Regions from separate parts of the Homo sapiens genome. Here region 2 is linked to region 1. The links are chromatin contacts, found by Hi-C or POLR2A ChIA-PET in ENCODE. All regions are on one chromosome and are shown on one strand. Each heading gives the region's core, a stretch centred on a gene start or an enhancer-like site at or near the end of the contact. The rest is flanking DNA. Distances are from core to core; before and after follow the strand shown. Region 1 has its middle 42 kb from the start of S1PR1. Region 2 overlaps LINC01307 (long intergenic non-protein coding RNA 1307).

Evidence for each region. Hi-C counts contacts between places; a loop is a spot of excess contacts on that map. ChIA-PET counts read pairs that join two places held with the same protein, here RNA polymerase II (POLR2A).
Region 2: a loop to region 1 is called in a map of natural killer cell, with 1.9 times the contacts of the local background. The contact joins two enhancer-like sites. A Hi-C loop is called at or near these places in 1 of 168 maps with a recorded cell type or tissue (natural killer cell). POLR2A ChIA-PET finds 5 or more read pairs at or near these places in 6 of 52 experiments (HEK293T, T-cell, activated B cell and 3 more).

Annotation. Positions count from the first base shown.
Region 1 is chr1:101,276,583-101,282,091 of GRCh38, forward strand. No RefSeq gene overlaps it. Among named protein-coding and RNA genes, the nearest start is that of S1PR1, 42 kb to the left of the region's middle. Within about 2 kb of position 2,474, at least 3 of the 41 ENCODE cell types and tissues checked have a DNase peak (open chromatin) inside an H3K27ac peak, as active enhancers do; they include natural killer cell, where a contact is called at or near this core.
Region 2 is chr1:101,337,399-101,343,023 of GRCh38, forward strand. All of the region lies in intron 1 of LINC01307 (long intergenic non-protein coding RNA 1307), which reads left to right. Among named protein-coding and RNA genes, the nearest start is that of LINC01307, 16 kb to the left of the region's middle. Within about 2 kb of position 1,538, at least 2 of the 41 ENCODE cell types and tissues checked have a DNase peak (open chromatin) inside an H3K27ac peak, as active enhancers do; they include natural killer cell, where a contact is called at or near this core.

The sequences.
Region 1 (5,509 bases), core at 1,224-3,723:
TGCTACCTCTGAGACAGCAAGGCCAACCCCTCATCTTCGTCTCCTCCTCAGCCTACTTATGAAGACAATGAGGGATGAAGACCTTTATGATGGTTGACTTCTACTTAATGAATAGAATAGTAAATATATTTATCTTCATTATGACTTTCTTAATAACATTTTCTTTTCTTTATTTCTTTATTGTAAGAATACATATATAATCCATATAACATACAAAATATCTTTTTCTTTTTTCTAGTGGTGGTGATATACATGGATTTTTGACTGTGCAGAGGGTCGGCGTCCCTAGATCCTGAGTTGTTCAAGGGTCAATTGTACATAATAATTTAACTTTTGCAAAACAAAGATAAAAGAATGCCACATATGTGTATGCACATAAATCTTATGTCTGCCTATTTAGAATTCTGTGGTCGGAAACATATGGCGTTCCTGACATAAATTACCTTAAGGAGGAGCAGTTGCTGATGTAGTGGAGCGGGAGAAAGAGGAAGAAAGAGAAAGAACAATGCAGAAAGGCTTCACTGAAAGAAAAGCATGCTTTTGATATTACATTTCTGTACGTCTGCAAAACAAATTTATGTTGTTATGTTTGTAAAGACATCTATTAATTATGTTTATTAATGTATTTTGTAAGCATGTTTATTACTAGATACCAAGCAGTATTCTACGTGGTTTCAAATAGCAATTAATTTAATCATTCCAACAGCCCTCTGAGGCAGGTTTGGTTAGTGTCTGTATTTCCAAGATAAGGAAACTGAGGCACAGAAGAGGTTGTCACAGTTACAGAGTTGGTAAGCAGCAAGTCAGGGATTTGAGTGCAGGCATTATCGGTCCAGAGTCTATCTTCTTAACTACTGCATTATGCCCCTTCTCTTTTTAATAAAAAGTAAACCAGCCATCTCCACTCTCCACTGCTTTACTCTATCCCGTAGCTTGCCATTGCACTTGGAAGCCAGTTCTAACTCCTCTGGTGGACTTTAAGGCCCCGTGACATCCAGCCTCTGCCAAGCTCTCTAGACACCCAGCCTCACTGACCTCTGTCTCTTCTTTGATTTGCCTGTTCTGCATCTTGTTCCCTTGCCTTTTTCTCAGGTCACCTTATAACTGGCTCTGTCACATCCTTCAGATCTCAGTGTAATGTCCCTTCCTTGAGGGGGCTTCCCTAACCACCTATCTAAGTAAGTCTCCTTACACCTCTCCTTTCTTTCTCTTTTTTTCTTTTTCTTTTGAGACGGAGTCTTGCTCTGTCACCCAGGCTGGAGTGCAGTGGCACGATCTCGGCTCACTGCAACCTCCACCTCCTGGGCTTAAGTGATCCTTGAGCCTTAGCCGCCTGAGTAGCAGGGATGACAGGCATGCAACGCCACGCCCAGCTATTTTTTTATTTTTTGTAGAGACAGGGTTTCGCTATGTTGCTTAGGCTGGTCTCAAACTCTTGAACTCAAGTGACCTGCCCACCTCAGCCTCCCAAAGTGTTGGGATTACAGGCATGAGCCACCACACCCGGCCTCCCCTATACCTATCATAACAAACTCTTCGTCTTCTTCATACTACTGAATGCAGCCTGTACTTATTTGTGTTATTTGCTTACTGTGTATCTATCTCCTCTGTGCAGTATAAGCCCCAGGGGGCAGGGTCTTTTTAAGTCTTGGCCTCCATTGTATCCCCAGCACTTGCCACAGGGCTTGGTTAATAGCGGGTACAGAAGAAATTTTTTTAAAATAAATAAATACATGAATGAAAGGCAATACTGAAAGGTGAGGAAGGGTTTGGTTCTGAAATCAGACAGACCAGAGTTTGACTCAATCCTCTAAGATTGGCAGACTTGTGAAACCTCTTGAAACATGTATTGTCATCTGTGAAAGGGAGATAATAATAGTATGTACCCCATAGAGTTGTTGCGAGGATTAAATGAGATAAATTATCTACCATGCACATCGTAACCCCTAATGCATCATAGCTGCTATTATTACAGCCATCAGTATCATCATGCTGAGGCTGCTTCACAGGCCATTGTCCAGCCCGTGGGGTGACAGAGCTTGGATCAGATCCTATCACTTTTCCAATCAGCTTAGGCTTGGCAGGTAGGATTTGGGGAATAACTTCTAGCTAAGCCTGTGTGTGGAGCAGGCACATGATTGTCATGCCCGTAATAGTGTTGAAAACCAGGAACATTTTCTAGAGAGCCACTTTCTCCTCCTCCCTTGTTTTTCCTAGCCTTCTTTCAGTTCCCTTCCCTTTCTTGGTATTGCTTTTAATACAGCCTGAATTAAGCCAGTCCTCTGCTTAGCTCCCTTTCTGCCATTGGAAAGCATCTTTGGGAGTGTAAGGGATTCTGTTCCTTCAGTTGATAGAGCATGCTTCACAGAGACAGGTATTTGAGGTTGTGTTAAGTTAGGTTAACCAGACTTTGAAGGAAACACACAGTAGCTTAATCATAGCACAGAGATGATAACCTCATGGTTTTCTCTTCTTCCTGGGTCTCAGGAAGCGACGGCTACTCCACCCTTCCCAGTGGTTGCTGGCAGAAAACATTGATGTCGATTAGTATATAGGGTATATACAGAGAGTGATGGAAAAGAAAATGCAAATAGGAGCTAAGATATTTTCACAGTGGAAAACAATTGGAAACTGGAAAATAAGAGAGGATGGCCTCAGGAGGTCTTGAATGCCTTATGTTTATTCAAGGTGAGGGGCAGAAGCTATTGGTTCTCTCGAGATTAGCCAGAGAAGACTTCCTGGAAAAGTACCGAATTATCCAGTTGGCCATGGGTGCCAACTCCTAAAGACTTCCTGCCTCCTGCTTTTTTGAACTTATTTTGTAGTTGTCTGAGCATATTGTCTTGTATATGTGATGCTGTCCTCTTTTCCAGGAATGACTTTTCTATTCTGTATTCCCTTAACTGCCTTAGGAACTCCTGTAACTTTTCTGCGACTAGCCTCAGTACCTAGCACAGTGCCTGACACATTATAGTCATTTCCTAAATGTTTGCTGAATGAATGATGGATATCCAGAAAGAAAAAAAAGTTAAATGTTGGGTGCATACAAATCTCTGGAATTAACTATCCCGAAAGATGTGGGTGTGTTGGCTCACACCTGTAATCCCAGTGCTTTAGGAAGCTGTGGTGGGAGGATTGCTTGAGGCCAGGACTTCCAGACCAGCTTGGGCAACAGCTAGACCTTGTCTTTACAAACTATAAAACAATTAGCTGGGCTTGGTGGCATGCACCTGTAATCCCAGATACTCGGGGGGCTGAAAGAGGAAGGATTATTTGAGCCCAAGAGTTTGAGGCTGCAATGAACTATGATTGTGCTACTGCACTCTAGCCTGTGCAACAGAGAAGACTCTATCTCTTAAAAAAATTATCCCAGAAGATTATATAAGTTAACTAAGGAAATATGTCAAAAGAAAGGCTAGACATAGTCTTGGGGGATAGTGGCATCCTGGGTGACAGAGGAGAGCTTGAGTTGGCAGGGGTTTGAGGGGATAGGAAACTGGAGGTTGTGTCCTGCACAGAGAGTCTGGTAGAGGGAAAGTAAACAAGCTCTGATATCCAGAACTCCTTTTACTAGCTTAAGCTAAGTAAAGGTTAAGCTTAGGTTAAGCTGTACTCATCATTCAGTGGTGGCTGAAAGTGGCACCTGAAGAAGCTCTTGGGCTTGCCTCAGAGGGACATCTTTAAAAGGAGCACCAATTGTTATCTTTTCTGAGATGGTTTCAGTGAAGTCAAGGTTGAATGGAAGGACGTATACTGACCACTAAATCTCTTACAACTCTTTGTTTTTATCTGATGGTAGGATTTAAAATTTACATGTACTGAATATTCATATATGCAGTCAGTCTTAGATTATCCCAGGGCAGAGTGCATATATTGATTGGGTTAGTGGCCCATCACAATCATTTTTGATTTCAAGCTCTTGCTAAGATAATTACAGACTCTGTAATTAATCCCTTTGTTGAAATTATTACTGTCAGTGATTATTCTGACATGGAGTTAATGCAAGGATGCTTTTCTCTTGCAAAGCAGTGTTTCCCTTCTCCTTTCCACTGATTGGCATTTCAAGAAGAAAGAAGGCAAGCAACACCTTTATGTATTAGTCTGAAGAGACTGCTGTTTAGGAGAAGCACATGGCACAGTGGAAAGGAGACAGACTAGGTGTCTGTCATTCATTTAACAGTTATTGAGCTCAATAACTCAATAACTGTTAAATAATATTAGCAATAATAACTATTGAGTTCAATAACTCAATAAGTGTAATAAGTACAGGCTAGGTGCCTTAGGTTCAAATCCTAGCTCAGTCATTTACTAGCTATGTGACCTAGGGTGACTGACCATCCCAGTTTGCCCAGGACTGTCCTGGTTTTAGCACTGAAAGTCCTGCAGTCTGGGAACTCCCTCAATCCTGGACAAACTGGGACAGTTGATCGCCCCAGTTAGTCACTTGCACTTATCTATAAAATACGGAAATTTCTTATTTTTTGTATCGTGAGTTTGGTGTGAGGGTCAAATGAGATAATGTGAAAGAATTTTGTAAATTATAAACTGCTATATAGACATAAAATACATTCCGCTTGTCTTGTTTTCTTGTCTCAGGTACATGTAGCAAAAAGCTTGGCTATAGAACTGAATTTGACACTAGGGCTAAGGCAGGCACTGAGGGATGGGGGACCCCTGGACTCCTCAGGCTCTGGGAAAGTTTCCATCTGACTGCAAAGTTTGGGGCCTGAGGGGACAGCATATTGCATCAGAATCCAGCAGGCAAATTGTAAAGAGATCCATACAAGCTGGCAGTGGGCTTCTGGTATGTTCTCAAAGCACAGTTGTCTGCAAGTAGGCACCAGGGCAATAGCCATAGGCCTGACAGCTTAGGAATCTCTTTGGGAGGGGATTGGCAAGAGCAGCCCAGGTGTTCTAGCAGAGGGACCTGGAGTATTGGGACAATACCTATAACAGCATGAACAGGACCAAAACAGGCACCAAGGCAGAGCCCTGTTACCAGACCAAGACCCAAGGCTGAGGATGGATCCTTAGTCAAGATGACTCAAAGCTGGGCCCCAGAATGTGAGGCTGAGGATGGAGGTAGGAAGAAGTGTCTGTGAGAGGAAGATGGGGTAAGAAAAGTAGATTTTACAACTCGGCTGCAGACAGACCTTAGCTGCACGGTTTTACTATCTTTTTACAGTTTGATATTCCAGAAGAGCTGATTACACACTCCCAACTCTGTGTTTGTATCACTTTTTAAAAACTGTCTTCTCATTACTTTTCTGTTTATTTTAAAAATGATATTCAGCACATTTTTTTTCAAAGAATTCACACCATGTGCCACATCTGGGGAACAGTGAACAAACACCTCCCATGTGCTAGGTCATGAGCTCACATCGCTGTGAGGCAGGTATTATTTCTCCCATTTTATACGCAGGGAAATAAGGTTCAGAGAAGTCAGCTAACTAACATAAGTTTACCCAGTAAGTCATGAAGTTAGGATTTGAACTCAGTTCTGACTTAT
Region 2 (5,625 bases), core at 288-2,787, 60 kb after region 1:
TCAAATTGCAGAAACAAAGAATCATGGCCCTTCGGTCGGTTGCCAAACTTGAGCAAGTTTACAGACCCAGAAGCCATTGAATAAAGGGGAGATTGAGTCCCCTCCAGAAAGGCCCTTGGTACACTACTACAAATTTAGACTGTTAATCTTTCTCCCAGCCTCTCCCAAAGGCACCTATGGCCTTTTATTAGGGTAACTGTGTGTTGGGAAAAGGAAATAATCAGAATTTTGGGGACTACTGGACACTGGCTCTGAACTGACATTGATTTCAGGAGACCCAAAACATCACTGTGTCCCTCCAGTCACAGGAGAGGTTTATGGGGCTCAGGTGATCAATGGAGTTTTAGCTCAGGTCAGTCTCACAGTGGGTCCAGTGGGTCCCTGAGCCCATCCGGTGGTTATTTCCCCAGTGCCAGATGCACAATTAGAATAAACATACCTAGTAGTTGGCAAAATCCCCACATTGGGTCTCACCTGTTATGATGGGAAAGGCCAAATGGAAGCCATTATAACTATTTCTATCTGGGAAAATAGTAAATTAAAAACAATACCACATTCTTGGAGGCACTGCTGACATTAGTGCCACCAACAAGAACTTAAATGATGTAGCAGTGCTAATCCCCACAACATTCCCATTCAATTATGCTATTTGGCCTGTGCAGAAGACAGATGAATCTTGGAGAATGACAGTGGATTACTGTAAACTATACCAAGTTATGACTCCAATTGAAGCTGTTATACCAGATGTGGTTTCATTGACTGAACAAATTAACACATCGTGGTACTTGTTATATAGCTGTTAATCTGACAATTGCTTTTTCCTCCATGTCTGTCCATAGGCCCACCAGAAACAGTTTGCTTTCAGCTAGCAAGGCCAGCAATACACCTTCTACCTCATGGGTATGTAAACAGGTAAACAGTTCAGTCCTAAGTTGTAACTTAGTTTGCAGGGATCTTGATTGCCCATTGCCCTTCCCTTCAGTAAGATACCACACTGCTCCATTACATTGATGACATTAAGCTGACTGGACCTAGTGAGCAAGAAGTAGCAGCTACTTTACACTTATTGATGAGAAATTTGCATGTCAGAAGTGGGAAATAAATATGACTAAAATTCAGGGACCCTCCTGAAATTGCCTTTGCAAAAATTATAACAGTGAGAAAAATCTGACATAAGAAATTATGACACTGGAAAAAATAGGACCTACCCAACTCCATCTTGCTTCTAACTTCCAAGCTATCCTTGTTCATCTGGGGCATAGGCCAGATGAACTATTAGAATAGTTTAGTTTGTAGTTTAACTTTGAAACAAAGATGATGACAGCCCCTTCCTAAAACAAACCCCCTCCTTGCCTGGGGACCAGACTGCCTTTGTAAAACTCACAAATTAGCCACAAGATTAGAAAATGTGGCTCCGCAGTTATGCAGCCGGAGGCCACAAGATTTCTAACCTTCTCAAATTTTCCTATAGATAACATCACTATCATAAAACCCAAGATGGGTGTTTGAAGTATTTTTCAGACCCTGAATTCTGATAGACGAGCTAGCACCACCCAGACTAGTAAACTGGCTCATCTGGTCCTGTGGCTTCTACCCAGGATCTGACTCAGTGCAAGAAGACAAGCTCTGACTCCCTGTGATTTCCTCCCTAACCCGACCAGTTAGCATTCCCCATTCTTCAGCCCCCTGCCTGCCAAAGTATCTCTAAAAAACTTTAGCCTCCAAATTTTCAGGGCTTCTGAAACTCCTGTCCTTCTGCTTACCTGGCTCTGTGTGTGTTAAACTCTTTCTTTACTGCAATGCCACTGTCTTGGCAAGTTGGCTGTATCTGTGCAGTGGTCAGTAAGAACTCATCGGGTGATTATATTCTACCTCAGTGAAATTTAGGGGTCCAATGGTGTAGGGCATGTCAAGATATTTTTTCTGAGGTGAAGAATAAATTGCATCTGGCCTCCCAGTGCTAGATTTTTTTGCATCTGCAATTGTTGGCTGCAGAGATTAATGGTTGGTGTCATTCTCTGAGAACAACTGTCCTGAAAAAAGTTGGGGATAGACAAGGGTGGAAGGGAGATTGAACCTCTTATTATTTTGTGAAACATAACCATAAATTGTTCCTTGTAATTGGAGAGAGTGTTCTAATTTGGGGGCCTGGGGCTATAGGTTGTCTGAGTGACAAGGTCTCACACCAGAAATCAACTTAGGGTAACATTAGTCAGGCTATAAATGTAACATTCAAATAATTAACATGAATAAAACAAGAAGAACACTTGGCTCACATTTAAATTTTCGCTTAAATGTCCAGTAGAAATGCCTACTTGGTTCTTATTGATTTTTAAAATGAGTTTGGTAGTGTTTATCAAGGCTATTTAGTTCAATGAATCTACCACTTAACTTTCTACAGCATAACAAAGGGGGTATAATTAAGTGTTCATGCAGAGACTGGCTTACCCAATTTGACATGGAATCAGTACAGTTGGAGCTCCAGCAAACTCTGGGTGACTGACAACACATGAATTAAGTAATTACTTTCAGTATCTCTACTTTGCAATTACCTTGAAATTTGAAAGTGGATAATTAATTCCTAATTCCTTAGTCAATATAAAAAAAAAAAACCTCAGAATTTGAGCTAGGCTAAGCCCGGCAGTCTTATTCTGAACCTTTCCAAATGTTTCAGTTAACCCGTCATATGCCAAGTGACTTGGCTCAAATAAAGTGTAAAGTATTTTTAAGATTATTACTAAGATCCTGCATTTAAACTTAGGTTTTTATTTTTAATTAATTTCAGTCCACCAAAATTTTGAAAACAGTGGAATAAATGTTTATTTGAATTCCACTGGTTTATCTCAGATGGATTTGTCTCTGGGCATAGACAGATGGGTCTATGTGCATTCAATGTATATGAAAGAACGATCTTTGTTTTGACCTCATAACCTAGTTAAGCCCCAATTCTTATGCACCATGAGTAGTTTATGACCCAAAATATCCACAGATATGGCTTTGTGGAGGGACAAAGCCAGATTCCAGGAAATCACAGCAGTGCATCGTACAGAATGTTTGAGCTCAAGGAAAGATGGTGCATGCGAAGTCATGCTTCCTGCTCAGATGCTGCTACCCACAGTGATCTGTAGATTTTAACTGAGGGCGAGGGGACAAAAATGCAAATGTTCTTTGTAATATGGGCTATATCAAATTTAAGATGAGTCTGTGAGAAGTTGATTGTTAAATAAAAGCTATCAAATAAAAATCAGCCGTAATGTGAAAGCATTTTCTATGATGCTCTTCACTTAGAAATTTAGTAATAGAGGGGGATCTGGTATATTGTATAATACATTTTAGATATATTTAGCTGGAATTAACAAGGACTGTCAGTAACATTGCATACAGAATGCTTGAAATATCTAGGCAAAAAATGGTACAATTCATTTGGAAGAAAATGCATCACTACTCTGACATTAATTACTAATTTCCAGGTTCCAATTTTTAGTCTATGTGCTGCCTGTCAGTGCAAGCCCCTAATTTCCCAGTTGCTTAATGTAGCACTAATAATTTTTAACTTGCAATATACTCAGGTAATTTTATGTTAAAGTAAATAATCTCTTGAGTGTAAACTACTTCGCATGCACTGATTCTTTATTAAAATCCTCAATTTTACCTCTCTGTCTGTCCTTTTTTTCCTTTTTCCTTCCTTTCTTCTTTCTTGCCTTCCCTTTCTATCCATTCTTTGTGTCCCTCATCCATTTTTTTCCCTGCGGGTTTCATAAATAAATAAAATCTCAACTAGATAATAAATTCATATTTCCAACAGGTACTTACTCTTCAATAAACAAAGTTGAGAGGGTGGGTGTGGTAAAAGATAGCAATCAGGAACCTGTTTCTACCTGGTTCCCAGGTTTATGGAACCCCTGCGGAGGGAGAAAGCTCCAATAATGGCTAATATTGTACTTGCCCATCTTGGTGAAATAGAGCTGGATTTCATTTGACTTTTTAAAAAATTTCGTTTTTTGTAAGTCCTTTATTAGGAGACAATTTTATGTTTTGTATACATACACAAAACAAAACCCCGCAGAGCCTTGGAATATCTAAAAACTTCTAATTTGTCCCTTCTCATTAATAAGACTTACTTTATAATTTGAGACTGACAACACTCCGTACTACCAGATGATATAAGACATGACTTCTGTTGACAGTGTGATTTCTCCTTGATGTTGGCTGGGACTCCCTTAGTGAATACTAACGTTATGCTTAGCTCAGAAAACGTAAATCGTTTAAGTATAACAGTCTTTTGCCTTTTTTTTTTTTTTAGTAGGAAAAGGATTATCAGTTTTATTTAATTGGTTTCACTGTCTTCAAATCATTGTTGGCTCTTAGCATATATTTAACTATGATTTTGAAGAAGGAAGTTGTAAGACAGAGGAGGGGAGTTAGGTGGCTTCTTATTATTCCAGAAAGATCAGTTTCTATCAGAAATGGACTTGCTTTGGCTTTCAGATATTTTGTAATCATTTATCCTCTTGAAATTTAAATAGATTATGTTAGAGACAGAGGACCTGAGTATTAAATTTAGATTGGAAAGGAACTAGCACAATTAAGAGAGCTATGCCTGGAATATGCAAAAGAAACAGGTATAATAGAAGAAGATCAACACCCAAATGGAAATTCTACAGTGAGTTATCCGGAACCTACAGTGATCCTTCAAAAATGATTTTATTTGTTCAAGCAACTTCTTAGACAATTTGATGACAGGCATGTGTCAAAGTTCAATTTCAAACTTTGGTAAGAGAAGATGCTTTTGAAAAAGCCAACTCAAAGACTCCTGCTTAATAGAGATATTTTACATGAATGTTTAAGTAAGGACCTTAAGACTGTCAGGCCGTCACGAGACCCACAGTCAGGTAGGTGGGTGATGAATTTCTTTTTCAGAAAGAATTTCTAATTTCAATAAAGTGTACCAGAAAGTTGTTTAAGTAAGCATTTTATCAGGGATTCTCTGTAATTCTCAAAAGAGGTTGTGAATTTTATCTCATTAAATCCAGGTTTGGTACAATTTTCTTCCTCATATCAGTTCTTTGCTTGTAACCCTCAAATTGCTTCCCATAACACTGAGAATAAAATTCAATTTTTTTTTTTTGAGACGGAGTTTTGTTCTTGTTGTCCAGGCTGGAGTGCAATGGGGCTGTCTCCGCTCACTGCAACCTCTGCCTCCCGGGTTCAAGTGATTCTCCTGCCTCAGCCTCCTGAATACCTGGGATTACAGGTGCCCACCACCACACCTGGCTAGTTTTTTTGTGTTTTTAGTAGAGATAGGCTTTCACCATATTGGCCAGGCTGGTCTCAAACTCCTGACCTCAGGTAATCTGCCCACCTCGGCATCCCAAAGTGCTGGGATTACAGGCATGAGCCACTGCACCCAGCCAAAATTCAAATTCTTACAGGACCCAATACATGGATGATGTCATTTCCTGCCTGATATAGTTTCGCTGTGTCCCCACCCAAATCTTGTCTTGAATTCCCACATGTTGTGGGAGGGACCCAGTGGGAGATGATTGAACCATGGGGGTGGGTCTTTCCCATGCTGTTCTCGTGATACTGAATGAATCTCAAGAGATCTGATGGTTTAAAAAAAGT